Linked DNA regions of Homo sapiens: regions 1, 2, 4, 5, 6 and 7 are each linked to region 3. Evidence: read pairs that join two places in POLR2A ChIA-PET (ENCODE). Cell type or tissue: CD4-positive, alpha-beta T cell. All regions are shown on one strand.

The links. Peaks named below come from ENCODE experiments on the same cell type or tissue, not always from the same donor. Only the 100,000 strongest peaks of a DNase experiment are listed, where the experiment ranks them.
Region 1: POLR2A ChIA-PET joins it to region 3 with 14 read pairs; 10 of 35 experiments call an interaction of 5 or more read pairs at or near these places.
Region 2: POLR2A ChIA-PET joins it to region 3 with 11 read pairs; 8 of 35 experiments call an interaction of 5 or more read pairs at or near these places.
Region 4: POLR2A ChIA-PET joins it to region 3 with 13 read pairs; 8 of 35 experiments call an interaction of 5 or more read pairs at or near these places.
Region 5: POLR2A ChIA-PET joins it to region 3 with 19 read pairs; 9 of 35 experiments call an interaction of 5 or more read pairs at or near these places.
Region 6: POLR2A ChIA-PET joins it to region 3 with 12 read pairs; 9 of 35 experiments call an interaction of 5 or more read pairs at or near these places.
Region 7: POLR2A ChIA-PET joins it to region 3 with 23 read pairs; 8 of 35 experiments call an interaction of 5 or more read pairs at or near these places.

Annotation. Positions count from the first base shown.
Region 1 is chr2:68,827,231-68,831,230 of GRCh38, forward strand. The region is part of intron 3 of LINC01890 (long intergenic non-protein coding RNA 1890); the gene reads right to left. Among named protein-coding and RNA genes, the nearest start is that of LINC01888, 2.8 kb to the right of the region's middle. RefSeq lists a cis regulatory region at 1,872-2,503 and an enhancer at 2,189-2,688. In CD4-positive, alpha-beta T cell, no CTCF peak of the experiment used is centred here; DNase peaks (open chromatin) are centred at 2,181 and 2,731; H3K27ac peaks cover 2,747 bases.
Region 2 is chr2:68,764,017-68,768,016 of GRCh38, forward strand. All of the region lies in intron 1 of ARHGAP25 (Rho GTPase activating protein 25), which reads left to right. Among named protein-coding and RNA genes, the nearest start is that of ARHGAP25, 31 kb to the left of the region's middle. In CD4-positive, alpha-beta T cell, no CTCF peak of the experiment used is centred here; DNase peaks (open chromatin) are centred at 1,915, 2,445, 3,235, 3,825 and 1 weaker place; H3K4me3 peaks cover 3,508 bases; H3K27ac peaks cover 4,000 bases.
Region 3 is chr2:68,906,842-68,910,841 of GRCh38, forward strand. No RefSeq gene overlaps it. Among named protein-coding and RNA genes, the nearest start is that of BMP10, 37 kb to the left of the region's middle. RefSeq lists enhancers at 864-2,063, 1,381-1,907, 1,430-1,479, 1,510-1,629, 1,840-1,929 and 1 more. In CD4-positive, alpha-beta T cell, CTCF peaks have their summits at 3,155 (motif pointing left) and 3,354; DNase peaks (open chromatin) are centred at 1,750 and 3,140; H3K4me3 peaks cover 310 bases; H3K27ac peaks cover 1,537 bases.
Region 4 is chr2:68,725,146-68,729,145 of GRCh38, forward strand. It overlaps a transcript of ARHGAP25 not described here. Among named protein-coding and RNA genes, the nearest start is that of ARHGAP25, 7.7 kb to the right of the region's middle. In CD4-positive, alpha-beta T cell, no CTCF peak of the experiment used is centred here; DNase peaks (open chromatin) are centred at 1,621 and 2,046; H3K27ac peaks cover 1,471 bases.
Region 5 is chr2:68,707,494-68,711,493 of GRCh38, forward strand. It overlaps a transcript of ARHGAP25 not described here. Among named protein-coding and RNA genes, the nearest start is that of ARHGAP25, 25 kb to the right of the region's middle. In CD4-positive, alpha-beta T cell, CTCF peaks have their summits at 2,133 (motif pointing right) and 2,332; a DNase peak (open chromatin) is centred at 2,118.
Region 6 is chr2:68,750,052-68,754,051 of GRCh38, forward strand. All of the region lies in intron 1 of ARHGAP25 (Rho GTPase activating protein 25), which reads left to right. It overlaps LOC105374790 (a long non-coding RNA gene), which reads right to left. Exons shown (of 3, transcript XR_940225.3): 2 at 3,667-3,737; 3 at 3,436-3,524. Among named protein-coding and RNA genes, the nearest start is that of ARHGAP25, 17 kb to the left of the region's middle. In CD4-positive, alpha-beta T cell, CTCF peaks have their summits at 1,863 (motif pointing right) and 2,062; DNase peaks (open chromatin) are centred at 1,890 and 3,500; H3K27ac peaks cover 3,298 bases.
Region 7 is chr2:68,720,047-68,724,046 of GRCh38, forward strand. It overlaps a transcript of ARHGAP25 not described here. Among named protein-coding and RNA genes, the nearest start is that of ARHGAP25, 13 kb to the right of the region's middle. In CD4-positive, alpha-beta T cell, no CTCF peak of the experiment used is centred here; DNase peaks (open chromatin) are centred at 55, 1,625, 1,925 and 2,910; H3K4me3 peaks cover 540 bases; H3K27ac peaks cover 3,873 bases.

The DNA.
Region 1 (4,000 bases), 80 kb before region 3:
CAGTGGACAGCTGATTCTTCCCCTTCTATGTCAAGCCAGCTTGGCAGAGGCCCTGGTCAGGCCCCGGACCTCTAGGTAGGTTGGTTGAGTCTTTTTTTGTTGTTATCATTCTAATTGGATGGTCTCCAAGCTCTTTTGACTGGGTAACTCATCAACAGAAAATGTTTGAGCATACACCCCCCAATATATTTATTTATTTATAAATTATATATATGTACTACTATAGTACTCCATAATGTATATTATAAAATTCACAGAACAGTAACTGAATAATGATGAGATAAAAACAAAGATCAATAGATGTTCCCAAGTGTGCTTTCAGCTCCGGAGACCCCTGACCCAGTTGCCCAGGAGGTATTACCTGTACCAAATTTATATCTTTCATCCCACTGCTCCCATAAATGTGCTTGAACTCTTGAAGCCCCGTGGCTTAATCAGTGGTTTGGAATCTATGGTTGCTGCAGTGAGAGTTTAGCCTTCCCAGCACATGGGCCTCCTCTGTCATTCCTTTTTCTCTCTGTCTTCTTCACTCTGGTTAGTCCTCCCTTCCTATGGCCAGGACTTATTACCCACAGAGTGAAAGTACAGACAGTAGCATCAGCATTTCTTGGTCCTGCTACTCAGGCCCTGCTCTACCAACGCCAGCCCCTTTGAGGACCAGATTGATGGAGAAGGAGGGCGACTCCTACGGCATTCCTATCTAGGCCTGCTTGCAGAAGATTGAGGGGAAACTCATCTGGAACATTCGTAAGAAAAGCAATAAAATATTGGGATTCCTGAGTTTTAGGTGTTTTTAAATAACAGGATAGCAAACATGGAAACACTTATTGACCACCTGACTTACGTTGGCGAGTGCCTGCATTTCTGCCAGGCACATATCCTTGTGTTCTCCCACGGATTCCTCACACTGACTCTTTGGGGGCTAAAACAGAGTTGAATATGGAAGTGGCTGCTGTCACAATTTCCAAAGAAAACATTTGTCTGAAGATGCAAAGAGGAGGCTCTCAAGTCTGTTTTGAGGCCCGTGTCATTGGCCCTTACTGGGTCCGGGAGCCAGAGCTCGTGCTGAGTGGAAGTGCCACGTTTGAATCCCAACTACCTCCTGGTCTGGCAGTGTCTCTCATTCTACTTTTTTCCACCAGTATTATGAGACAACAGAGCAGCTGTTGGCCTCAGAAGCACTAGACAGCCTAGCCTGCAAGTGTCAATCCCTCTTCACAATCAAGAGAAGAGTTTGGCTCGCTTAAGTTGCTACTATTTGCTCCTGTGCCACCTTGCATACAAGGAGAAGACAAGAAACAGGGTTTTTTTTTAGGACCCTGGGACCTTATGAGTGCAAGGGTCACACAAACCCCTTCATCCTGCTGAAAAAGGCTGGGAGGAGGGAGCCCCTGAGGGCCAGAAAAGAAGATCTGGAGTCTGATGGCACTGTTTTAATGCCCTCAAAAGGCATGCATGTGATTGCATGACAGGGTAGCTCCAGGTCTCACCTGGACCAAAGGACCAGGTTCTAGAAGGCAATATCTGGAGACTGACCTGTGTCAAGGGGTGCTGTTGGACTCTGCAGCTCCTACCTGTACTTTCAGAGCCCTTCCATGGAAAGGACTCCATCAACTTTGCCTTTTTCCCAGCCACACCCTCACCTTTATGTTAGCCGCTCTCCTCTTTGCTCATGAGCTGAGAACCCAGAAAGGTCATCAATGTGCATTTGAAAACCCCTTGCCCTCTTCCCTCCCAAACTCCTTTTCTGTCACAGCCTCAAGCATGTCCCTTATCAGGGTACTCTTATCTTAAGTTTGGGGCAGATATGATGCTTTTCCAGTAAGTCTGTACACTGGATAGGACAATTTGTACTAGGGTATTGGCTGGGATGATCCCCTTCCAGTGGATTCTGTTCAGAGCCTGCAGTCTGGAGAGACCATGTGTGGCATTCCTAGTGCATAGACAGCTGCAAAGGATGTAAACTATAAACATTTTGTTGTTGTTGTTGTTTTGACCAACTTCCTAAAACTCTGCTCAAAGGCCTGTCCCCTCAGAAAAGCACGAAGCCGGAGATTCCCAGGCTGCCCAAGGCCGCTGAGAGGGGGAGGCCAGAGAACACAGTGGCACAGCAACTGCTGGCTGGATTCCACGGGCTCTGGGCCAGAAGATGCGTGTACACGAACGCCCTGTAAACTTCCACATTCCACCACTTCCTTTCCAGATAGCAGCAGTGGTCAGGTCACGTGCTTGCCGGAGAGCAGAGAAAACACTTGGAGGCTGCTTCTGCAATTAAAATGGGCTGCATTTACAAGAATTACACAAAACCTTTCATCCTGCCAGAGAATGATGGGAGGGAGGCCCTGAGGGTGGAGCTCCAGCTGCCACTCAGAAGCTCAGGGTGGCATCTGGCCAGCAGCAGCAGAGAGGCTGGAGCCAGGGGGCTTGTGGCTCAGATGATGTCCCAGGAGAGAATATCGACACAGCTGTGTAACTGTAGCTTCTATTTCTTCTGATGCTGGAAACTCTCTTAGAATCATAGGATAAAAACTGGAAAACACTCTGATTGTATTTAATTCAACCTGTTTATTTAACGGACAGGGGAACTGAGGCCCAGAAACATAAATTAAATGGCCAGTGCTCACACAGAAATTAGGAAGAGGATTGAAGGAGGTGATTTTGGAGGGCTCCTCTAACCCATGATTCAGTGATTCTTGTGGTTCTTGCTTTCTCTCCAAGGGTTCTTTCCCCCAAACTGCAACCATGGTGTGAACCCCATTGAACATCCGTTGCTGAGTGCTTCCAGAATATAGAGCTCTCCTCAGCTCATGATCACAACCAAGACCCACCTAATATGATGCCAGTTTTTCACCTACTGTGTATTCCCAATACTATTTTAAAACACTGGTTCTCAGTCTTGGTGGCACAAGAGAATTACCTTAGGAACTGTAAACAAAAATTCTGATGCTCAGATCTTACTTCATATCAATTGAATCAGAATCTTTCGGGATGGGGCCTAAGAATTGGTAGTTAAAAGAAAAATTCCCAGTTGATTCCAATATACAATCAGGATGGTTAAATAGTTTTAAAACTGCTAAGTTTGGCTTTAGTCATGACTAATGGTAATATTAATTCTACCTGCTCCCCTTTCCCATCTCCAGTTAACACAGCTACATTCTCTGATTTACAGGCTGATTTTTCATGTGTTTATTCATCTAGGATAAGACATGATTAAGTGATACAGAATGGATTTATGTTATATGCCCATTATGCAGATGGTGAAAAGTGAGCCCAAAATTTTTTTAAAAAATGAGTATAACAGTAGCTTAGTATGAACAAATCCAAGGATTTTGAGAATTCCTAAATATATGGGGACACTGTTTACTTGCTTTAAGGATTGACTCTAAACATAGGCAAAGAAGATAAGCACTTGAGGGCCTGATTTAAAGAGTCCCGAGAATAGCTCTGATGAAAATCATCTCTTTTTCAGACTCATGTTAGATTGAGAAATCCCTACCAGTAGCCTTTGGAATATTAACCACAAACGTGATATTTCTGGGAGACTCCATGAAGCCTCCATTAATCGTTAGTATCATCTTTATATTAGTTATCTGCTTCCCAGCAGAAAGCTGTGTAATGAAGGAACGAGAGCCTGGCCAGATAAGCAGTGCTGTGGGTGGAGGAACAGATCAAGAGTATGGATGTTGGCCAGGCACAGTGGCTCACGCCTGTAATCCCAGCACTTTGGGAGGCCGAGGCGGGCAGATCACGAGGTCAGGAGTTCGACGCCAGTCTGGCCAACATAGTGAAACCCTGTCTCTACCAAAAATACAAAAAATTAGCCGGGTATGGTGGTGTGCGCCTGTAATCCCAGCTACTCTGGAGGCTGAGGCAGGAGAATCACGTGAACCTGAGAGGCGGAGGTTGCAGTGAGCCGAGATCTCGCCATTGCACTCCAACCTGGGTGACAGTGGGAGACTCTATCTCAAAAAAAAAAAAAAAGTATGGATGTTACCTAGGA
Region 2 (4,000 bases), 140 kb before region 3:
CCAGCCGTTTTGCAATCAATCCCTGCTCTCACCCTCAGTCCTGGCAACCACTGTCTCTACAGAATTGCCTTTTCTGGATATTTCTTATGCACAGACTCATATAATTTGTTGTCTTTTGCATTCAGGTTCTTTCACTTAGCTGAATGTTTTTGAGGTTCTTTGTGTGGCATGAATCAGTCCTTTGCTCCTTGGTGTTGCCAAGTAGTATTGCGCTGTTTGGCTTTCCCACATTTTGTTTATCCAGTAACCTGTTTGTGGCTTCTGGATTGTTTTCAGTTTTGACCATCATCTATAATACTGCTAGAAACATTCACATTCAAAAACTGTTATGGACGTGTGCCTTCACATCCCCTGAATAGATTCCCAGGAGTGGAATTGCTGGGTGCTATGGCAAGCTTATGTGTAACTTTTTAAGACGCATCCAGTTAAGGGGTTAAGGGAGGGTAGCTACCCTCTCTGTTGAAGGAAAGTTCATTTTCTTCTTGTTTTTCTTCTTGTGTAGCTCCAGGTTAGGTGGACAGGCACCCTCTGTTCTCACTGGTATCGTGACCTGGTTGAGGAGCCAGCAGGACAGAGCTGTTACTTTTTGTCTGGCCTGACTTTGGGCACCCAGGGTAAACTGGAAATAACATGCCCCAGCCAGACCTCTGTGCGCACTTGGAAGGAGCTCTCAGGTCTCCATCTGTTCCCTGCCTCCATGCTGCTGCTGTTCCTCTCTAGGTGTTGTTAGTGCAGGATTTTCTTGGGCCCTTTCCGCTCCCTCTGGGGCAGGCTGTTCCATATGCATTGAGTTGTGAGACCAACAGCTTTCTTCAGTTTAGCCTTGCCTATCCTACATCTTGCAGAAATCCGTCTTCCCCCCAAATGGCATGCAGATAGAATCCTTCTTTACTTTTACTTTCATTTTAGATCTCCCCTTGTTATTATTGAGCTAGTCCCTTTGTCATTTTAATGGAAATTTGGAAATGGAAGCTCTTGCCATGAGGTCACCTAGAATTCTAGGTGGTCATTCCTTCCTGAGTTCCCTCACAGACCACCCTTGGGCTCCCTCCGGTTTCTGCTGCCCTTTCTCTCTCTCTGCCAGTAAGTGTTGGGGTAAAAGCTGACTTTACAGGAAATACTATCCATACTGGCAGCCTCAGTAAGTCCCTCAGTTCTTCCCATTCATCAGCTGATAAAGTGACAGTGCAGGGATATGGAGGCGGATCTGTCTGGGAGGGAATGTGTACGTAAGTGGTATAACATCTGTGTAGTGTCATTCCGCTGTGCTCTGAGGAGTAACAGGTCTGAAATGCAGACCTTGGAAAATAGACAAGTTGAAGTTTAGAGCAATAGTTGACATGTAAAAAAAAAAAAACCCAACAAGCCTATTGAATTTATTTTTAAGCCTAATAAAATATTTAAAAAGATCATTTATTATATCAACATTCCAAACACAACAGAGAAAATATAATGAACCCCCATGTAGACCCACTACTGAAGTTCAACAGAATATTTCGTCACATTGTTTTATCTATCCCTTTCTTTTTCTTTTATTCCCTTTTATGCTAAGATATTTTAAAACAAATCCCAGACACATTTTCCCCATGCTTAAGTATGCATCCTTAAAAATATGGAAATTTTATTTTCTAGCCACATTGTCCTGATCACGCCTAACAAAACTAATCAATAATTCATTGGTATCATCTATCCTTTATCCATGATCAAATTGTCTCAGTTTTTAATGAAATCTTTTTATCAGGTTGTAGAATAGGAGAAACATATTATGACTCGTTTCCTGGGCCCACCCCACTGCTAGCATTATTCATTGGTCACTTTAACTCTCAGTAGTGTTAAAGTTTAAAATCACTGTTCCCTAAGACCTGTAGAGGCCCCAGAAACTGACTGGAGTGACGTCTGTTAGGCTGTAATGGCTTGTAGCCTCCTCAAGGGCCAGTGCTTGATGGTAGTTGCCAGTACTTGAGCATTGCCCTGGAAGGGTCCTTCCTGTGAATTACTCAGGCCATATAATTCATCCATGCTTATGCAATACAAATATTTCAAGCATCCTAATGCACTTATTTATTTATGAATGCTAGTGACTAGTGAACCAAAACCTCTTACCTAAAATAAATGACTAGCTTTGGCAATGGAGGGGTCAGTACTTCGATTGCTCTTCCTAATGTAACACACCACTAGGGTGTTGGGCAGAGCTTACTGCACTAATTATCCTGCAGTCCTACCTGATGAGAATTGTTCTTCCTTACACTAACGCCTGGGAAAGCAGGTAGCTTGCATATGCAGTTAACCAGCTACATTGTCAAAGAATTTTCTACAGAGAAAATTTGCCCTCTGATTGCCAAATCTCCACTTTGCCTTGTGCTGAGGAAGAGGCAGCTCTGGGGCAGTGTTCTTCCGCAAGCTTCTTGTTATTACACGTGGCTTCCTGTTATGCAGAGACAGGCGGAGAGGGCTGGGTAAGGTGTTGCAACTGATGGAGACACACAGACCCACAAGAGGCAACTGCACTCTAAATTCCTAAGAAACACGAAAGCCACAAAACATGAACACTGGAGGGGTGGCCCTGGAGAGGCACCCTAGGTGAAACAAATTTGCTGGCGTGCAAAAAAACCTTGCAATATTTGTTGCTGGCTCAGGTTTCCAGAGCTGCTGATAAGAAAGAAGTAACAGAAAGCCAGTACTCCTCTCTCTCTCCCCTTCTCTCTCTCTCTCTCTCTTGTTCTCACTCTCTGTCATTCTCTCTCCCTCTCTCTTGTTCTCACTCTCTGTCATTCTCTCTCCCTCTCTCTTTTTCTCTCTCTCACACACACAGATAATTTCTCTCCCTCTGTCTCATATTGCTACCAAGACAGCATTTTTTACCTCTTCCTGCAGAACACATAGTTATTGGTGCCAAGCCCCTTTCCAAAGCAGATTCTTTTCCTTTAGGTTGACATAGTCACTTGTCAAACAATAAAGGGCATTTCTAGAATCCATAGAACATGGGAAAATGAAATCTGCCCAATTCCGGAGTATTGAGGCAGGCATTTAGGGAACAACTTTTAGATATTTCTATGAATTCGGTTATACAAATTTGTCTCAAGGGTGAGTGCCCTGGGAAGACCCGTGTGGTTTAATTTCAGGGTACAGAGAGAAGGCTCCTTTGCTGTCATCAGTCTCACAGTAAAGATGCCTTTTGAAGGGGCAGTGCTTTTCATACTAAAGTTAAAAACGAAACTCAAAAGAATGATGGGTGCTTTTCAATGGGGGGGTGGCGTTTGCTTTGAAGACAGAAAAGGGATACAGAAAGCGAGCCTGAAGTTTCTGAAGTCACATGTCCTAATTTCCTTCTGGGTGGAAACTGAGGGCCATCATCCCGCAGTCTGATAACAGGATAGGTGGGGGGTCTGCATGTATGTATGTGTGAATGTGGCAGGGGCGTTGCGTGTGTGTATGTGTGCGGGGTGTGGGCAGGGACGTATGAATCTGTTTATCATTTTCAGGTGGTAGCAATGCCAGGTCTGCTGTTTCAGAGAGCTCCCCAGTCGGCTCCTTCCTCAGCTGTGGTGTGGGCCTGACTGCCGGCCCACGGTAGCTTAGCTCACTCTCTCTCCCTCCCATGCCTCGGCCACGTGGGACCTTGCTCAGAATCCCTAGGTCTCTCCACATGAGCTTGGGTAGCAGCTGGTAAGACGTGGCAGGATTACCTAATATGTCCGTTTTCTTGTTGGGGTATCAGCACAGCCTCAGTGGTGGGCTTGAGGTTTCAGTACCATTTCTCTGTCACTGTGTTTTCGAGGCCTGCTGAGCCTTGCAGAGCATACACTGGCGGAAATAGCACAAAATTGTTTGTGCACAATCTAGAGGCAAAATGGGTGGGGCTGAGGCAGCTGCTTCACATGATAGGTTAGGAGTAGTGGCTTTGTTCCCAGCTCAGTGAAAGGTGGCATGGTCTCTCCTGTCCACTTCACTCTGGATTCTTTAACCCTGTGAATTACTAGACATGGATTCCATCTCCAAT
Region 3 (4,000 bases):
CTAACTACCTCTGCTGCTCAGTTTTTGACTTAATTCAGTGAGCAAATTGGAGTAGACTTCCTGGTCAGGTGACATCATTGATATGAGAACAAGTTGGAACTGTTACTGGCCCCCCTGAGAATCTTTTTCTCTATGGCAGTTGATGCTGAAAATCTGTGGGGTGCGTGTGCGTGTGTGTGTGTGTGCAGGGTGGTTGTACAGGAGGAAGGGGTGGTATGGGGGCCCAGCAAGGGCAGGCATTTGCTAATGCATTCTAGCTCTCACCTTCTCAAAAAAAATTTTTTTTATAATTTTTTTTTAAAATTTTTTAAAAATTTTTTATAATTTTTATGAGATCTGAATTCCCAAATGCAAGATACAGAGCAGCTCTCAAACTTTTATAATGAGATTTGAATTCCCAAATGCAAGATACAGAGCAGCTCTCAAACTTAAGTTCTGAGTTTTCTAATCCAATAATATAATTTCATAATACTAACTTTGATAATACAACTGTATAGAATGACTCAGCATCAATTATTGAATCAGAATTTGAGTAAGCTGCAAAATTTATCTAAGTTTCCTCACACTTAAATTAATAACCATAATAATGATAATTCAATGAGATAAGATAAGAGGCTAGCATGGGGTTAGATTCATAGGAAACGGTCAATAAATTGTGACTCATGATTATTTGGTTTGAAAGGAGGCACAGAAACAATAGCTATGTGGCCTTCAATAAACTATATAACCTCTCTGATTCTCTTTTTTAATGCACAACTCATATTTAATATTCTATCCAAGGTCATTCTCCTCTCCTGCTGGAGGCTAACTTGATCACCTTAATAGCTTGGGGTTGAGGGTGCGACAGAATGGTCTATCTCATCATCGCCTTCCCCTCTGTTGTCCTGGGTTAGCTGCTCATAAGGAGGGCAGTGTTAGACATGAGGGAGGCAGGTGACTCAGATGCATGCCTTCAATGAATGGAGCTAGGCAACAAGGTATGGACCAGACACTGAATCAAGCCAGACAGAGTCAAAGGGAGTATTTGAGATGAAAGGTGTCAAGTACGTGTTGTGCAGGGCCTCGGAGTGATTCCTACATTAAGAAAGTAGCTGTGGAAACTTTACCCATCCCAATTCCAGCTCCTGAAGGTGGGGCTGGCAGGGGACTTAGAGAAGCAGCCATGGGTAGATACCATGGGTGGCTGCTGAGGGGAGGCACAGAGCTTTCCCCAGCGGAAGTAGGCTTTGATAAACTCTGGAGTGCTTCTAAGGAGCTGGTAATTTTATCTCTGGAGGTCCAGGACCTCTTCAGTCATACACCTGAGTCCGTTTTGGATCATTGAGGTGGTTTTCTGAGGGATGGTGTGGAGAGTCGGATGGGGTGACCTCTGAGCTTCAGTGCATCACAAGCAGCGGCCTTCTAACCTCAGATCTGAGGTCTTCTTCTTCAAGGCACAATTTATGCAGAGCTGCTTCCTGAAGGGTGGAAATAAACATCCCTCCAGCGACCCCACGCCACCATACTGGTACAGGTGAATCCAGGTTCTGTGTGTTTAAAAGGAAAAGAATTCACAAAAGACAAAAGAGCGTGTACAAGTATGTGGAATGGGTGAAGGAAGCTTCTCCCCTGCTCATCTGTGAGCCTGTGTGTGTGTATATGCAAACCTCTGATCTGTGTGCAGCCACTTCTCCCTCCCCTCCGCAGGTGTCCCTGAGTCACAGCCCTTCCTTCTCAAAGAATTGCCCCAATTTGCCTTATAAGGCAACACTGAGGCTTCTAATTTCTCTTCAAGCTAACGGAAGTAAAATAGCAGGTGCCAAGAGGCGTGGCCCAGGGTCACATTGCCAGAGTGACTCAGCAAGAATCATTTTGGAAAGCAAGCCCCAGTGTGGCTGCTCATTCTTCAGCAGCCTTTCCTTGATAGATACCGGAGGTTTGCCCTGTGCTGCCTGCTGCTCCCTGGAGCTGCCTGGCAATTGTCCCCAACTTGCTTGCCTGCTCTGCCCATGCCCTGGAGTCAACAGACAATAATACCCTGCCCCTTGGAGAACCTTCAGGAGGCTCCTTGTGGGTGTCCCAGTAGGAGCCAGGAGAGGTGTGGTGGGCATGCCCTTGACATCTCATCCATCAACCCACCAAACTATTCCCAGAAGGCCCAGCCTGCTTCGGAAGACCCATCAGCTAGCTCAACCCCAGGCACCTCATTCTGGAAACAATAACCTTGTTTGCCTCCATTTCCCCACCTCTGACTAATGAAAATTATTACCCCAGCGAAGGGGATGGACTGGAGGGGAAAACTGGGGTCCTGGATACCAGTCAGAAGTGAGATGGAGATGATATTGGGAGGAGAGGAAAGATAGATGTGAGATACACCATGAAGGACAATGACAAGGCTTGATGACTAACTACACAGAGATGACAGGCACATGGAGGCTGAGGCCAGGATTCTGAACATGGGGATAATGGTCCTGCACCCATTTTCCAGCCATTGCTTTGGATTTCATTTCCACTTGTTTTTTATTCCTTTTGGATAGCGTAGAAAAGAGTAACCTTGATACAAGAGGACATGGGCTCTGTGTCCTCCTTGTAGAGAAGTCGTCCCACTTCCAAGGGCTTCACTTTGTCATCTATAAAATGGGGAGAGAGGCCAGGTGCGGTGGCTCATGCCTGTAATCCCAACACTTTGGGAGGCCGAGATGGGTGGATCACCTGAGGTCAGGATTTTTGAGACCAGCCTGGCCAACATGGTGAAACCCTGTCTCTATTTAAAAATACAAAAATTAGCCGGGCATGGTTGTGAGCCCCTGTAATCCCAGCTACTTGGGAGGCTGAGTGGGGAGAATTGCTTGAACCCAGAAGGCAGAGGTTGCAGTGAGCTAAGATTTCACCACTGCACTCCAGCCTGGGTGACAGAGCAAGACTCCATCTCAAAAATAAATAAATAAATAAATAAAAATAAATAAAATGGGGAAAGATCGCTCTTCATTTATCCAAAGAAAATAATGAAAATGAAATGTTTGTAAGCTAGGCCAAATAAGTGCAAGATATTATATGTAGAGAATTGCAGCCTCATTCTGTCTAGCAAACTCACTCTTTCCCTTGTACCTCGTACCAGGTCTCAAGAAACACCAAAAAGGGCCTGAGGGTCACCTTCCTTGCTCCTACACCCACCTTGTGGCCACTTTGTGAATGGCATGCTACAGGGATAGTAAGCAGAAACAAAGAGAAAGAAAAGACTTGGCAAAATTACAAATAGAAAATGATTTGTTGGTTATCCCCCAATTTAGTTAATAAGTCAATGCATTGCCAGTCAAAAGACCTTGATAAGATGGTTCTAAAATTCATATGGAAAAATAAATGAGCAAGAATAAACAAGACAAATTTGAAAAATAAGAAAGAGGGAGAGAATAATAATATTGGAAAGCTGCAGTTATAGGCCTGGTGTGGTGGCTCACACCTGTAATCTCAGCACTTTGGGAGGCCAAGGTGGGAGGATTGTTTGACCCCAGGAATTTGAGATCAGGGTGAGCAACATAGTGAGACTGCGTCTCTATTTTTAAGAAGAAAAGAAAAAAGAAAATGATTAATGTGACAGGTGGCATTTTCCAAAGGCAGCCACAGTGATATCTCCAATCCCACTTGCTCTTGCAAAATGACCTTTCTATGTCTCATTAGCATTCAAATGTCAGAGCCAGCATTCAAAGCTAGGCAGTTGATAACATCCCAAATCAAGCCCATGACTACTCACCAGCATTGTTCTGAGTAACCAATGCTTTCAATAACCCTACTAGGTAACACTCCTGGTATACCCACTGGAAAGCAAAGGAGACTCATAGAAGAATTGCAAATTGTACTTGATAGGAAAGGAAGAAATAAAGAACAGAAGACAGGGATTTTATGAAAAAATATTTGATCTCATCAGTAATCAAGGAAATAAAATTGAAACAAAGATGAGATGTGATGTCATAACTACTAAATTACAAAACTGAAAAATAAAAGAAATTGTTGTTACTACAAA
Region 4 (4,000 bases), 180 kb before region 3:
CTGCATCACCTGCACAATCATGCGCAGTGAGCTGAGCAGGCCACGCTGGTGCAGACCTGCTGTCTCACTCACCTAGACCATTGCAGTCAGCTCTAAGGTCTCCGCTTTTACCCTTGCCCTACCACCTTTCAGTCTGTTCTCAATGCGAGGCCACAGCGATCTTTTATTATTTTATTATAATAATAATAATAATTATTGAAACAGAGTCTCTCTCTGACACCCAGGCTGGAGTACAGTGATGTGATTGTGGCTCACTGTAGCCTCAAACTCTTGGGCTCACACATTCCCCCCATCTCAGCCTCCTGAGTAGCGGCGATTACAGGTGTATGCCATCCTACCTGGCCAATTTTTTTCTTTTCTTTTCTTTTAGAGATGGGGCCTCAACTGTGTTGACCAAGCTGTTTAGAATTCCTGGGCTCAAGTCATCCTCCTCAGCCTCCCAAAGTGCTGGGATTACAGGCATGAGCCACCATGCCCAGCCTGATTATTTAAAAGTATACATCAAATCAAGGCACTCCTCTGCTGTAAACCTCACTCTAAGCAAAAGCCAAAGTTCCAGCAAAGTCCTATGAAGCCCCATACAATTCGTCCCCTATTACCTTGTTGACCCATCTCTTGTTATCTTCCCCTTCCTCCTTTTGCTGTGAACACAAGACCTCCTTGGGGTCTCTTGAAGTGCTAGGCCTCCTCTCACCTCTGGCAGAGCTCTTGCACTCACACCTCCATCTGCTGGAAGGTTCTCCCACATAGGTTTACCTGGCTCATTCTCAACCTGGCTTAGGTCTTTACTCAAATGTCACCTATTCTGTGAAATGTCACCTTCGCTGTCCAACTATTTAAAAATGCAATCTCCCTCCCCTCTCCCCTCAATCTGACATTTCTTTCACCCCTTCCCGTAGCACTTTTTCTTTTTCTCCACAGCCCTTACCACCATCTAACACGTTACATTTATTTCACTTATTTATTTTCTTGTCTCTTTCCTCATTAGAACAAGCTCCACAAAAGCAGGCGTTTTCATCTGTCTTCTTGTTGGCTGTGTTCTCAGCACCTAGAGCACTGCCTGATCCCTAATAGGTGAACGGTTCCTTTATATTTGTTGAATGAATGAGTGGCAGGAGGCAGAGTGGGTCTATTATGTGGAAATATATGAGATTGTTCTTGCCAGTCAAAAGCTGTCAAATATTGGCAGCTTCACGTGGTTCAAATTAATGTAACGTAATACAGAACAATGGCCAAAAGGAGGTGTTACGTGAGGGACATTTGCTCCTGATTTGCTCAGTGTGCTCCTTCCTGTTGGAAAACATGAGATTCTTTTATAATCCCCTGGGAACGAATTTCCCATATAAATAGACATTTCCCTTCCTGAGCCCATCATTCACAGAGCAGCCTTCTTCCAGGTAGAGCACCAGCAGTAATAATGCCCGTCTTGGCCTTCAGGCCTCCAGATATAAATTTTTTGGCTATGGGACAATTTTTTTTGGCTATGGGACACTTAGAAAAAATAAAGATCAATAGACTATCAAACTGTAGCCAGACATCAGATCCAATGCCAGGGACCTTGGCAAAGGTGACATCAGTAACGAGAGGAGGTGCCTCCAACTGACTGCTCAGGGCTGGGAGGAACAAGCCTCTGTGGTCTGAGCCCAGGAGCCTGCACCCCATCCACTGGGCTCACACAGAGTGTTCAGAGCCCAGAAATCTCTTCCTCTGCCAGGTCTGCCTCTGCTGAGCTTGCAAAAAGGCATAGTCCTATTGCACAAATCTTTTTTTTTTCTTTTCCTTTCTGTTTTTTTTCCATATACCCAAGGGAATGGGAATAAAACCTTAATTTTGTGCCTTGTAAATACAGCTTTTAAAAAGATATAGACTATTAAAATCCAAATAAAAAAGATCTTTACGTTTGGTGTCTCCAAATGCTATATTCCAGGACGTACATGCTGAGGCATCTGTCAGTCAAGACCACAAGATACAGCCATCCGGCCTATGCACTTAGTATTTGCTAAAAGCGTGGTTACTGGTTGAGTGCGTCTGCAACACGGGGGCCCACGTTCAAATGCCTGCACGAGCCAGGTGGGAAATACAAGCGAGTGAAACTGGCTGACTCACGGCCACAAAGAAATGTGTTTCCTCCCAATCTGCTTGACTTCAGGCCATCTTTTTTTCCCCTCACTTTTGGTTAAGATGTGGGTACAAAAAGTATTATGCTTTTCTTCTTAAATCTATTAGAAGGAAAATATCAATACAAGTGTGACCACAATAGCACCTGGCACAGTCTCCCAGGAATGTAAAGGTTTGTGCCAATTTAGGGCACTTGATCTGCCTCAGAGGGTCTGCCTCTGCGGAGCTTCCATCTGCTGATTAACAGGGCATCACCCTACTTCACAAAGGCCTGTGTTCAGAGAAACCTCCCCCGGCTTTGTGCCATGGCCAGGGACCTCCTGACAAAGGTAGACCCTCACCTTCTGACTCTCCTGGAGTCTGTTCTTCACTCTGACCCAAACTATGTCAAGTTCAGAAAACTGATTTCTGCCTCTCCCTCCATCCATTTATCTGATGCTCATCCGTGAGGCAGCTGGAATAGGATTGCTCCATTCCCCTGCCCAGGCATTGTTTTAAATCCCTGCAGAAAACAACAGCTACAACCATCATGGTAATGAGGGATGACGGTGACAACCACAACCTGGAGAGCTCGATGGAGAAGGAGAGGGAGAGATCTGGTGACAAGTGACTCTCTTCAGCAGATCTAATCACTCCTAGAAAGATGTGACTGCCTTTTCATGCACAGCATCACTTAAAAGTTCTAGAGAACTAGGCAAGGGGTAGGGGAAATGCAGCTGAAGTACATAGAAAAAAGTCTGCTGGAAATTTGAAATGATACTGAGTACAATGTACATCAGAAAGATTAAATGGAAATAAGGCAAAAGTAGGAAAGTTTCAGTCAAAGTTGAAGGCTTGAGTTTTAGCTGGATGTGGTCTTGAGGAAATGCAGGTTCAGTGGGACTACATCATCGGATGTTTCACGAAGCAGGAATTCTGCTTTGGAAAACCAAACCAGCCAATAAGCAAATGAAAAGATGCTTAACATCATTAGTCATCAGGGAAATGCAAATCAAAACCCCAATGAGATAATAACATTTCATCCTAACCATCCACTAGAATGGCTAAAATAAAAAAAGACTGATGATAACAAGTGTTGGGGAATACGTGGAAAAAAATGAAACCCTCATACATTTCTGGTGGAAATGTAAAATGGTGCAGCTACTTTGTAAAACATTTTGGTGGTTCCTCAAAAATTTAAACATAAAGTCACCATATAACCCAGAAATTCCACTGCTATGCCCATACCCAAGAGAGATGATTTTTTAATAAAAAAAAAACTTGCTTATTCAATTGAAAATAATTTTTAATAAAAGCAATGATAATGCCATTTTGTCAGGGGAAGATAATAGTTTATAAAACTTGTGCACAAGGCCAGGCATGGTGGCTCACACCTGTAATTCCAGCACTTTGAGAGGCTGAGGCAGGAGAATCACTTGAGCCCAGAAGTTTGAGACCAGCCTGGGCAACATAGTGAGACTCCAATCTTTATAAGTAATATAAGTAAACATAAGTAAATAAATAAATAAATAAAATTTAAAAAACTTGTGCACAAATGTTCATAGCATCATTTTTCATAATAGCCAAAACCTGGAAACAATCCAAATGTCCATCCACTAAATGAACAGATAAACAAAATTTGATCTATCCACACAATGGAATATTATTTGGCCATGAAAAGAAATAAAGTTCTGATACATGCTGCAATATGAATGAAACTTCAAAACATGCAAAGGGAAAGAAGCCGGTCACAAAAGACCACATATTACAGTATATGACTTCATTATGTGAAATGTCCAGAACAGACACCTTTGTCCATACACAAATCTATAGAGACATAAAGTGGTTGCCTAGTGCTGGGGAAAATGAGGAGGGTCTGCTAATGGGTATGGAGTTTCTTTTG
Region 5 (4,000 bases), 200 kb before region 3:
ATTACAATTTGACAGGAGATTTGGGTGGGGACACTGAGTCAAACCATATCACCTTCTCTCTTCCTGGAGCACATCAACTGATCTTCCAAGGACTCTGAGAATACCCTTCTCTTTGCCATTTTAACTAAGTCAGCTTCATTCCCACCCTCAGATCCCTCCGTTGGACTCTTCCCCCCAGAGTTTATAAGTGCATGACAGTGAGAGTTCATGCCCATGTTGTCTACCATTATATATCTAGTTCTAATACAATGCCTGAAACCTAGAAGGCATTCAATAATGACCTCAAGGCCTTCATATCTGTGTTTTCTGTTCTGAAGTACCCTTCCTCCACATATTCACACCACTTGCTCCTTCATATCAGTTCCCTGAGCTCCTCTCCCCTGTCACCTCTTCCAAGAGACCTTCCCATCACACTCACCCATAGCTCTCTTTACCTTTAGGTAAGCCTTCATTATGTGAACTATTTTATATATTCCCTTAAGGAACATGAGCTCCATGAAGGCAGTGGCTTTGTTCATTGCTTTATGTCCAACACTGAAAGTAGCACTTAGAACATAGTGATACTTCATAGACATTTGTTGAATGAATGAATGTAGAAAGCCAGGGAATGTAACATTAAAATCCAAAGTGAAATTGCTGTGAAGAAGACTAGAAAATAAGTTTGCATTAATTGCCAATTATTAGCAGCGTGAGAACAGACTAATACAAATGCAAACTCATTTTTCAAAAAACTCCCTGATTTAAAAATTACAGGTATATGTATAAATATATGTGTATGTGTCCATATGTAGACACAGACACATAGTAACAAATTATAACAAACCAGTGTAACAAATCAGTATGGTTTTGTAGTGTGACAGTTGACTGTAAAACAGTATTAATATGCTTTGTAAAGAACGAAGGGTTGCCGGAAGGTATTATATTATGTGTTTATAATATCTTCCTAGATAGAAAAAACTATGTAAATCTTTTGTTCCCTTGTCCTATGTGTGCTTTGACTGACCCATGACTACTTGGGCAAATTTTGGACTGCTTCCTTTGGTAGGAAATAACTGAGACCATACATTTGTAAGGCATCTATCTGGCCAAGGTCATGGACATAGCCTAGAGCCTTGAAATCATTTTTCTTGGGGAGCTCTAACTAGTGTAAATAGTGCTCTGGCCAATGACAACCAACCTTTTAGTCTCTGAATCGACATGAAAAAATCTCTTCTTTTGCCAGGGATGGATTTGATCCATAGACCTCAGGACTATGGGCTCAGTGTGCTCTGTGTGTCATTCAGCACTGTGCCCTGGCTTCCCTGCCATCATGCACAATGAATGGCTGTGAACAGGTTGGGAGTTGTTGGGAAAGGCTAAGACCTGTCTTCCCAGTTGATGTGGACCGGACTTTCCTACCAGCTCACATTTGGCAAGAAGATGGCCCTCGATGTGTACAAAGCTCAGATGCAATTTTGTCACTGGGTGGGTCAGCTGGCTGCTCACCAGCTTCAGAAAGAATGCAGTGGAACTAGGAAAATCTTTAGGGACAAGAAATAAGAAAGCTCAAGATGAGAAAGCAGCAAGATCTTTGGAAATTTGGGTATATTGCTGAAAATCTCTCGGAATTGCTGTTATTGGTTCCTGAAAATCTTTTAGGAGAATAGGAACCATGAAGAAAAGATAACATAATTAATAACATTTTTGTTGTTGTTCGAGGAAACAAAGCTATAGGTCCCATTTAAATAACCAAACATATTGAGTCAGGTTGATCAACCGTTCTCCATTTCTTTCCCTACTAAGCCTGAATAAGTGATATAGGTTTAAACTATGGCAGTCAGAGTTTGCATTAAACCTAACACATAGCTTCGGGACCAGAGTAAACATGCCTCAGTCTTATTTCTTTGTGGGGTGGGCTGGAGAATCTGTGTTTGAATTTGGACTTGCCACGGGGAGGCCCCTCTTCCGTTCTCATCTTTTGAATCACCAGGTTCCTTGAGAAGCCAAGATCTGTCTTCCTAGTTGATGTGGACCGGACTTTCCTACCAGCTCACATTTGGCAGGAAGCTGGCCCTCCATGTGTACAAAGCTCAGGATGGGATCCTGAGGGGACAGGTGGTTTTCTGAAAGACCAGCAGAGGGAGCTAAGAAACAAGAGTTTTTTCCTTTTGTCAACTATTCCCAGTGGTTACCGATGTGGATAAACAGTCTTTTCTCTACCAGGTTATGATCTGGAACATATTAAACCAAGATCCAAACACCCCGTAATTTGGCAAGTGAGTGTGCCTTGTGTATCAGTCACTCTGTGCCTCCCTGAGCCAGCCATGTGGTCTTTGTCTCTGAGTGCTAGGAGGACAAATGCAACACAGGCCAGTCTATGTGGATGTCTGCACTGCTTTATGATCCTCCTGGGGTGGAGGCAAAGAGAGCAGAACCCAATCGCATTTTGGATTATGAGACTGTTTCGCCAATAGATTTCTCCTCAATTCTTTTGTTCTAATAAATTAAAGAATGGCTTTCCTTAAGGTAATAGTGTTAACCCTTCTGAGATGCTTTATAAAAGAGTCTGATGACAATCTCTTCATAAAGGAAGCAGCCAATTACCCAGGGCAGATAGCACGGGGTTGATTTTATGTTAGGTCAGTCAGCAAATGGACCAATCAGGTAATTTACAAATTAAAAAAAAATAGCCATAGAAAGGCAGGAAAAAAATAATAATTCAACCCAGAATTGCAATTGTAAAGAGAAAAAGAAATGCTTTTTAAAAAGTACATAAATTTGAATTCTCGAAGAAATTCATCTATGAACAGAATCCATTAAATCTCCAAACAAATGGACTAATAACAATAATTTTGCACTAATGGAAGACCTCCAGATTATTTCCTGGGCATTAGTGGGGAATGATGACTAGAACCAAATGGAACATAAGTATTATTTGAATCAGTCTTTATTCTTCAGATGTGAATGAAATAATGATTATGGACTGAATTGGGCTAAAAATAACTACAGAGCTTTTATTTATTTACTTACAGAGTCTCCTGCAATGATTCAGACTTGGCTTTACTGGCTTCTTCCATAGATAAGCACCAGCCTAGGAGCTCTCAAAGTTGTTCCAGCTAAAGGACACACTCAGCTTTTGGTCTACAGTGACTTCCAGCCTAAGTGGCTCTGGACACTGCTGGAACCCCCCGCTCCATCTCCCTCCATAAATATGTCTCTGCAGCAGGTGAGTGACAGCTCCTTCTCAGAAGGTCAGAGTCCTCAGTCATCTGGTGATTTCACAAGGCTCAAATATTTGGTCCCTGACATAAACTTGGTGGCTTTTTCTAGTTCTTATATAACTGAGAGTTAGCTAGGGGGCTGCCTGCTGCTTGAGATGGAGGCAAAATTGGCTTCAACTCTCTAATAAATGGGCCTATGGAAAGTGAAAACCAAGATCTCTGCTACATCTCTCTAGTGTGGACTCACCTTATATGGTTCTCAGAGTCTTTTCTGCCTCCTTGGACTTCCACTTCCTCCCTGGTTGTCTAGGTCATCCTATGTCAAACTTGAACTTGGCCTTTTAAGTTTCCACCACAACAAAATCATTCATACAGAATGCAGCCCCCTCCCTCTCAATGGCACCCATTTAACTTGCCTTCTTTTCTGTGCTGAATTTGCCGAGGAAATCCAATGTCTTCTCCTTTTATTTGTAGTGCATTCAGCTGCTTTCTCTTCAGCCTTGGTGCTGACCTTCATGAACATCCATGGTGCTGGTTGTGGTGGATGGGGGAGGAATGGAGGTGAATTTTCCCATAAGTCCTTCTCAAAGTATTTCCAAAGGGGAAGAGTGACTTTGCTAAGATAAATTTTGGTGCAAACCACAGGTTGATATTTTGCCAACCTCATTATGATGATTTTAACTCAATTATTAGTATTTATTTTCATTTTGAGATGGAGTCTTGCTCTGTCACCCAGGCTGGAGTGCAATGGCATGAATTATTAGTATTCTTGAAAGAATAGCTACTCTCACCTCCATTAA
Region 6 (4,000 bases), 160 kb before region 3:
TCTGGAGTACAGCTGTGTGATCACAGCTCACTGCAGCCTCAACATCCTGGGCTCAAACAATCCTCCCACCCCAGCCTCCCAAGTAGCTGGGACCACAGGCGTGCACCGCCATGCCCGGCTGATTTTTTTTTTTTTCTTTTTGTAGAGATGAGGTCTTGCTCTATTGCCCAGCTGGTCTTGGACTCCTGGCCCCAAGTGATTCTCCCACCTTGGCCTCCCCAAGTGGTGGGATGACAGACATGAGCCACTGCGCCCAGCCCCATGAAGCCACTTTTTTTTTTTTTTTTTGAGATAGAGTTTTATTCTTGTCACCCAGGCTGGAGTGCAATGACATGATCTTGGCTCACTGCAACCTCTGCCTCCCTAGTTCAAGCGATTCTCCTGCTTCAGCCTCCCAAGTAGCTGGGACTACAGGCACCTGTCACCATGCTCGGCGTATTTGTATTTTTAGTAGAGACTGGGTTTTGCTATGTCGGCCAGGCTGCTCTCAAACTCCTGACCTCAGGTGATCCTCCCGCCTCGGCCTCCCAAAGTGCTGGGATTGCAGGCACGAGCCACCGCACCGGGCCGAGCACTTTTTAATTTTTGGAAAATGTGTACCTCCACTGTGAGAGGCGTCTGTGTGTGTGTGTTGTGGTTTGAGTGCCCTGAATTAGTTAAAGGCATTCCTTCTTCTCTGAGGTTCCCTGCAGACCGGACTGTCTGTGATTCTGCAGATGTCAGGGCTGCACAGAAGAGGGTGGAGGCCGGGCCGGCCCCAGATCCTGCTCACACAGGGAATTAGTGTCAGAAGTGACGTGTTAAGGGGTTACTGAAACCAAAGGTGAAAGCTTTTTGCTTATAATGTGAGTAGTGAGGAGGAGGCACTAATAATAGTTATTAATGCCACTTGTCAACAGACCCCTGGAAAATAGGACAATACATCCTTTCTCTCCCAGCAAGTCCAGCTGACATTTATTTCACCCGCTTTAAGCACGAATTACCTGTGGAGTATCCTAGAAGGACTTGTTTTTGGAATAACATTGCAGACTCCAAAAATTGTCTACCATTTCTGACTCTTTCAATGTCTTTCACTTGTACACAGTGTCTCATTCCATCCTAAGAGGGGTTAAAGGATGCTCATCCTCACGCTGAGCCCAGGGAGGGTGCAGGACTTGCTCACTCACCCAGCCAATGGGGGGTGCTGGCCTAATCCCAGGCAGTATTCTGACTCCCAACCCAAACCTATTGTTGGTCCACTAGAGACTTTGGATAGAAACCAGAGGAGAATAGGAAGGGCCAGGAAAAACTCAGGCATGTAAAACAAGGAACCAATTTTAAGGGTGGAAAGCTAAGGTGGAGATACATAGCATGTATAAATACAACTAAAGAGCCACGGGCATTTGGCACATTTTAGAGGACAGTTAAGACTCTTACTATCCTCCAGTTAGCAGTAGATTTCCTCCTATTCGCACACCTGCCATTGCCATTTTCCCTTTCTGTTCCAAACGACTTCAGAATGGCTTACAATTACACCCAGCTAACATCTGTATCAGGTTTATATTCAGTGTCTTTCCCTTTGTGTCCATGGATTAGCTTCAGTAAGCCCAAAACCCTCTAGAAATTGTGTGAAAAATTATATGCATATAGGCAGATTCTCAAAGGGGCCTGTAATCTCACAAAGGTTAAAACCATTGCTTTATGTTTCCAAGTACAGAAAATCTCCTCATTAAGTAATCCTGTAATAATTAGTCTTCCTGGTCTGGACCAATCCAAGAGCGACAGCTAACCGGGAAAATCCTAGAATGGCCTGCTGAAGGCTGGTCCTGGCCAGCCACAGGCCTGCTTCCTGTTCATTGCGAGGTGTAAACTGACGCTGGGAGTGGCCACTAGATGGCGGCAAACTCAGCCAAGTTTGGCATGGGCTTCCGTTGGCGCTACCAACTGGCAAGCTGTGCAGGTTCCTGGCATCCATTTCATTAGCTTCAAAATAACGCGACCACGAATAGTTGATTGAATTTTAGACCCCACGTAAAATTCTTCTGGACCTCACTTATTGTGTTGGGGCAGGGATTTACTGTTCTTTCAATTCACTTGGTCTTTAAAGCATAGAGGGCAGGCAGCAAAATTACCCTCCACGTCCTGACATCTCTAAGGGAATAAAGCTTGGGACTGCTATAAATAAGGAAAACTTGTTAAAGTTCATGAAATCAGCTATGGAAATTGTGGAACATAAGTCATGGTTCCATTTGTTTTATAGAAGTGTAAAAAATGAAATCTGTTCTTCAAGATAGAAAAAAAAGAGAAATATTATGAATGCCATTTAAAGGAGACACCTGCCATTTCTGTTTCCAAGTTCCCCTGGGGCCCACAACCTTTTATTTGATAGTAGGTCTCCAGAAGAGCAGTGGCATTATTGTTATCTCATAGATAAATGTAATAGGCCTCCTTAGGGCTGTTTTCCCAACTCCACCTTTCTAAGGGCTCCTGACCCAGTCTCCAAGGATGGTCACTGGCTTGAACTTTGGCTTGAACATTCCCCCTTGGACATAGCCAACTAGAGCAGAATGAACAGCTGACTCAAGCTGTGTCTATTTCATTTCTCCTCAGTCTGAGGTTCACAGAGAATGGGCATTTGTAAGTGAGTCCTGGAAATCAGAGGGCACTAAGAGGAAGGCCTTTGAACTCTGTTGAGAACTCAAAACCTGCAAAATGTGCTTGATTTCTACTCTTCCTGAGCCATGATTTCCAACCCCCCAAATTTCCCTAGATTTTGTGAAATAATATACTATGCTTTAAAAATTACACACACATAAATATTATATACATAGTATATATACAAAGAGAGAGAGAGAGAAAGAGAGAGAGATATCAGGGATTCCCAATCTCATCACTATTTTGATCCAGATAATTCTTTATTGTTGGGGGCCATCCTATGCATTGTAGGGTAGTCCCTGGACTTTACCCAGTTGATGACAGCATCAATCCTCCCAGTTATGACAACCAAAAATACCTCTAGACATAGCAAAATGTCCACTTGGGGTGGATGGGGGGGGTGATAAAACCACCCCCCAGTTGAGAACTATTAGCTATCTATCCTTCTATTTATCTGTATCTAGATTAAACCAACTTGATTTGGTACCTGTTTCTTGCAACCAAGATATTAACTGAGACAATGGGAAAATAAAGACGTAGAGAAATTATCTGAAATGCTCATATAGTAACACAGCAAGTTGCTGTATGGCGGAATCAAGACTAGATCCCAGAGCTCCTGAACATTAGTGGGTTTTCTGCTACTTTCCACAAGAGAACTCCTGTGCAGGGTCTTTAACCACACCAACTTGCCCAGCATCTTGCTTTCCTTTGTATTAAAACCCAGTACTACTTGAATTATGGAAGGAAACACTCCTGGCTACATTTTCTTATTTGTTTGGGTCATCAAAATAAATAATGTGGGTGGGGATCATGGTAGGGCTTTCTTCACAGGAAGTTGAAGCAGTGTGGGTTTGTTGCCAGGCGTGGCATCGCATGGCTTTCCTTAGCACCTGTGAAAAGAACAAAGCTAAATGATGGGGTGCTATCTGTCCACTCTGAAATGTTACTCCCGGATCACTGGGGTAGATTTAGCTTGATGTTGCTCTTGAATGTAGTCTTTCCCACGTTCTCATGTTTTTTCAGGTTACTTACCTCAACAAGTCGCTGTAGAATAGTAAATATCACTTAATTTTTTTCATTCAGAACTTCAGAACTTGCATTATCTGTGGAAACATTTGAAGGTCAGGAGGAGGTGAGAATGTCAGCTCTGTGTAACAAATGTGCAATAAATGTGAGCAAATGAAAACAATGTTTTTAAATGGTCATTCGGTAAGATGTATTTTTTTTTTTTTTTTGAGATGGAGTCTCGCTCTGTCACCCAGGCTGGAGAGCAGTGGCCCAATCTCGGCTCACTGTAAGCTCTGCCTCCCAGGTTCACGCCATTCTCCTGCCTCAGCCTCCCAAGCAGCTGGGACTACAGGCGCCC
Region 7 (4,000 bases), 190 kb before region 3:
TGATGGTTTCGGTAAAAAGCCAGAGCAACTTCCTGTGCACTATCAGCTGACTGATCAGGGTTCTTTTCTAGAAATCACACACCCAGTCAGGGAAGGTCTCCATCTTCAAAATTACAGGAGTTAGACAGAAATGCTGTCCCTTGGCAGGAAGTGGCTTGAGAGATGCCACTCTAATGGGCTTCCTTGATAAACTGTGCCTTAAGGGTTTAGTGGAGCCATGGGATGAAACTGGGAAAAAACAGGAATTGCAGACATAGAAACATTTCAGTCAAAAAAAAAAAAAAAAAGAAAAGAAAAGAAAAGAAAAAAGAAAAAAAAAAGCTCCTATACTTGCTCTGGAAACTTTACTCTGTACAGAGATTAACTTCTTCTTAATTATGTAGCCATTATGTAGCCATAATCACTTTGTTGTTGGTATCATCCAAAAGGACAAGTTCTGGATGCATAATGGCTGCAGTCTGTTTTTTGCCTTTTCTTCACCTTCCTGATTCCCAAAGTCCTACAGTAAGGTGGGCAAAAATCTATGTAGTTTTAAAATTTGTAGGCTATTTTCTAATAGACTTTCTCTACGCTAGATGTTTTGGGGCATTTGAAGGTGATCCCAGTAGATTCCTCTGCTTGACCAAAATTATCTTTCAAAACTGAAATCGATTTTTATCTGGTGTCAGGATTATAACTCCCCCCTCTCCTACCTACCCCTTACCACAACACAACTTCCTTTCACCTGGGGAGTCTAAGCTGATCAAACTGCATGTGCCATTGTTTGCACACGTACTGGGCCACTGGGCAGGCAAGGAGGGGCTCCTTAAACCACACCAGAGGTTTTTGGTCCAGAACTGGTCACCACCCTCAGCATGTCACCATGCAGTGCTTTGTGGACTGAAATCCATCTGTACTCACAGATGTGGCTGAACGCAGAAACACTCAAAGCACCCCCAGACTCCAAAGCCTTACTGTGGCATAATATCCTCATTGCTTTTTCCCTCCTTATGTCCCTGGAGCTACACATGAAACTTCTTGGGGGCAACTTCAACTAATGCCAACTTGATTAACATTGGAAATAGTTATGTTTCAAATAAAAATGTACACAAGTTTTAATTGCACTGGCTACCTCAAATTTTCTGAACAAAGCTTTTTTGCATAAGAGATAAAGGTTGGTGACGCCTTTTATGAAATTGGTCCAAACTCATCAGAACTAGCAATCAAAAATTAATTCCTTGTTTTATTTTGAATTTTATACTTCATTGTAATGATCGTATTGTATATTTCTGAGCATTAGGTTTGCAACAACTCATGGATAAAGTATGGATTTCTGACCTGACCTGTAAGCAAATTACTCCTCCATTCCACACCTCTTTTCTGTGAAAAGGGATGACTTAATCTCTGCCCTATTTACATACAAAGTCATGATGACAGTCATGAGAAGGAATTGGATTTGAAATGGCAATGAAAGTCAAAGTGTTATCTTTGCCAGTGTGTGGACTCAGTTTACATTAAAGTTACAGGTTCCCACCAGCTCCTCCTCTCCCCAGGAGGTCTGGTGTTCTACGTGTAATCACTCAAGGTGAACCATGACTTTCATATCAGCAGTGAAATCAGCTGCTCTAGTTATTTCCTGTTCTGGCAGCACCCTGCTGAGCATCTCGTGATTTCAGGAGAGTAGAAGCTGGGTGGTGGAGCAGTCCAGGTTTGTCTTAAAAATACAGTTCTCCAGCTGTTGTATTGGATTTCCTCTCACAGAAACCTAAGGTCGACAGAGGATTACAAATTTGCCTTTCCATAACTTGGATCCCTTGCTCTTCTCTAGGTGTCGAGATTATAACTCTCTCCTTTCCTACCTACTCCTTCCCACGACACCACTTCCTCTCACCCAGTGTGTCCAAGCTGATCAAACTGGGTGTGTCATTGTTCGCACACTTGCTGGGCCATGGGGCAGGCAAGGAGCGGCTCCTTAAACCACACCAAAGGTTTGTGGTCCAGAATTGGTCACCACCCTCAGCACCTCAGCATGCAGTGCTTTGTGGACAGACAGCGTCCTTTCTCACTCTTTTGAGTGACCCTCCCCAGCTGGCTCAAGTTGGCCTTGCAGCCTGATAGGCCTTTTAAACAAGGAAAGGAAGGTCTCTCAGCACACTTTAACTTACTAGTTATTCAGCTTATTTTCTTAATAAGCCACAAGCTCTAAGGGCTCTTCAGAACTCCTAATTTCAACACTGGAAATTATTTTCTTCTCTTTATTAAGAATTTGCAGCCAGGCGTGGTGGCTCACATCTGTAATCCCAGCACTTTGGGAGGCCAAGGCAGGTGAATCACTTGAGGTCAGGGGTTCAAGACCAGCCTGGCCAACATGTTAAAACCCTGACTCTACTAAAAATGCAAAAATCAGCCAGGCATGGTGGCACATACCTGTAATCCCAGCTATTCGGGAGGCTGAGGCAGGAGAATCGCTTGAACCAGGGAGGCGGAGGCTGCAGTAAGCAGAGATTGCACCACTGCACTCCAGCTTGGATGACAGAGCGAGACCCTGTCTGAAAAAAAAAAAAAAAGAATTTGCTACATTCCAGACACTATATTGAGTGCTTTTTATATATAAGAAGTAAAGCTTAAAGAGGTTAAGCAACATGCCCAGGGTCACCCAGGCAGTGAGCTGAAGAGGTAGGATTTGAACCCACTCTGGCTCGAGGGCCCATGTCTCACCCTAGCTCAGGCTCCTGAACCTCCCAATTTTTCCCCATCAAGCTGGGCACATGAGCCCTCAAGGACAGCTTTGCAAAGCACCATGCAAAGTGCTTGAGGCAAATACGAGTGTCACTTGGTGCAGACACCCTCAGGCCAAGGTCAACAGCCACATAGGCTCCCCACTCTCCAAACGGGAGAGGTGCGCTAGGTCTGGAGTTCAGCTGGAAACACGTGGGCCTGTGCTCCAGCAGAGGGCTCCCATCACCTCTCTGCTCTCTTTTTTTATGAAGCAAGGGTGACAGCGCCTCTGTTTTGCTTCTTGAACCGGCCATTCCAGTGCTCATTTAGATGCACCGGTAATGGTTCATAGGAGTGTAGAATATCCAGCAAATTCCACGATGCTGGGTGTGGTCATGGGAGGCAGTGGTCATAAATGAAGTTCTTGCTGTGGGATTGTCAGGGAATCCAGCACATGACAAAGGGAGTTATCCATGATCATAGTAGTCTGTGATCATTCCCTTGGAAGAGACAGACAACTTCATGCCTTGAGAATGTTTTCAAGAAAGTGAAGTTCCCTAATCGGGGGCAGGGAGCCTATAAAGTTAGCCTTCTAGTTGTGGGCCATGCCACATCCTGGTGGGATGCAGCCCAGCTCACTCAAACCACATGCCGCTTAGCTGGTAAGCAGTCCATCTCTGTGTCACATAGATTCCCTGTTGGGCTTCCCAGTCCTTGGTGGCTGTTTCATGACTGTGCTGAGTCCTGCAGGCCTCTATGGTCTGTTGTATAATATTATGGCTCCTGCATCCAGAGGCTTCTTGGGCTTCTTCATTCCAAATGCTTTTCTCAGAAGCTGTCTTTTCTGTGCGGCACAGTCCCACACTGCTAGCTGAGAGGATGGGGACTGTGAGCACCTGCTAACTCTTCTATCCCTAGTCCCAGCCTGTGGAAGTGATGGCCCTGGTGTTTTCTCTAGCAGAGTATACCAACGTGGAATGAATGATGCCTGACTAGGCCTGCAGAAGGGGTCAACCAGGCCCTTCAGGGTGGTTTATTTCATTTTGGAAGGAGGAGGAGAGACCCTAATTGTTCAGGTGTAGACACATCTGATACTGGGAAATGGGTGATGTGGGAGTAAATCTCTCTCTCTCTCTCTTTCTCTCTCGGTGGGGCAGGCTCTCACTCGGTTGCCTTGCTGGGGTGCAGTGGCACCATCTCAGCTCACTGCAGCCTGGACCTTCGGGCTCAAGTGATTCTCCCACCTCGGCTACCTGAGTAGCTGGGACTACAGGTGTGCCACCACGCCCAGCTAATTTTTGTC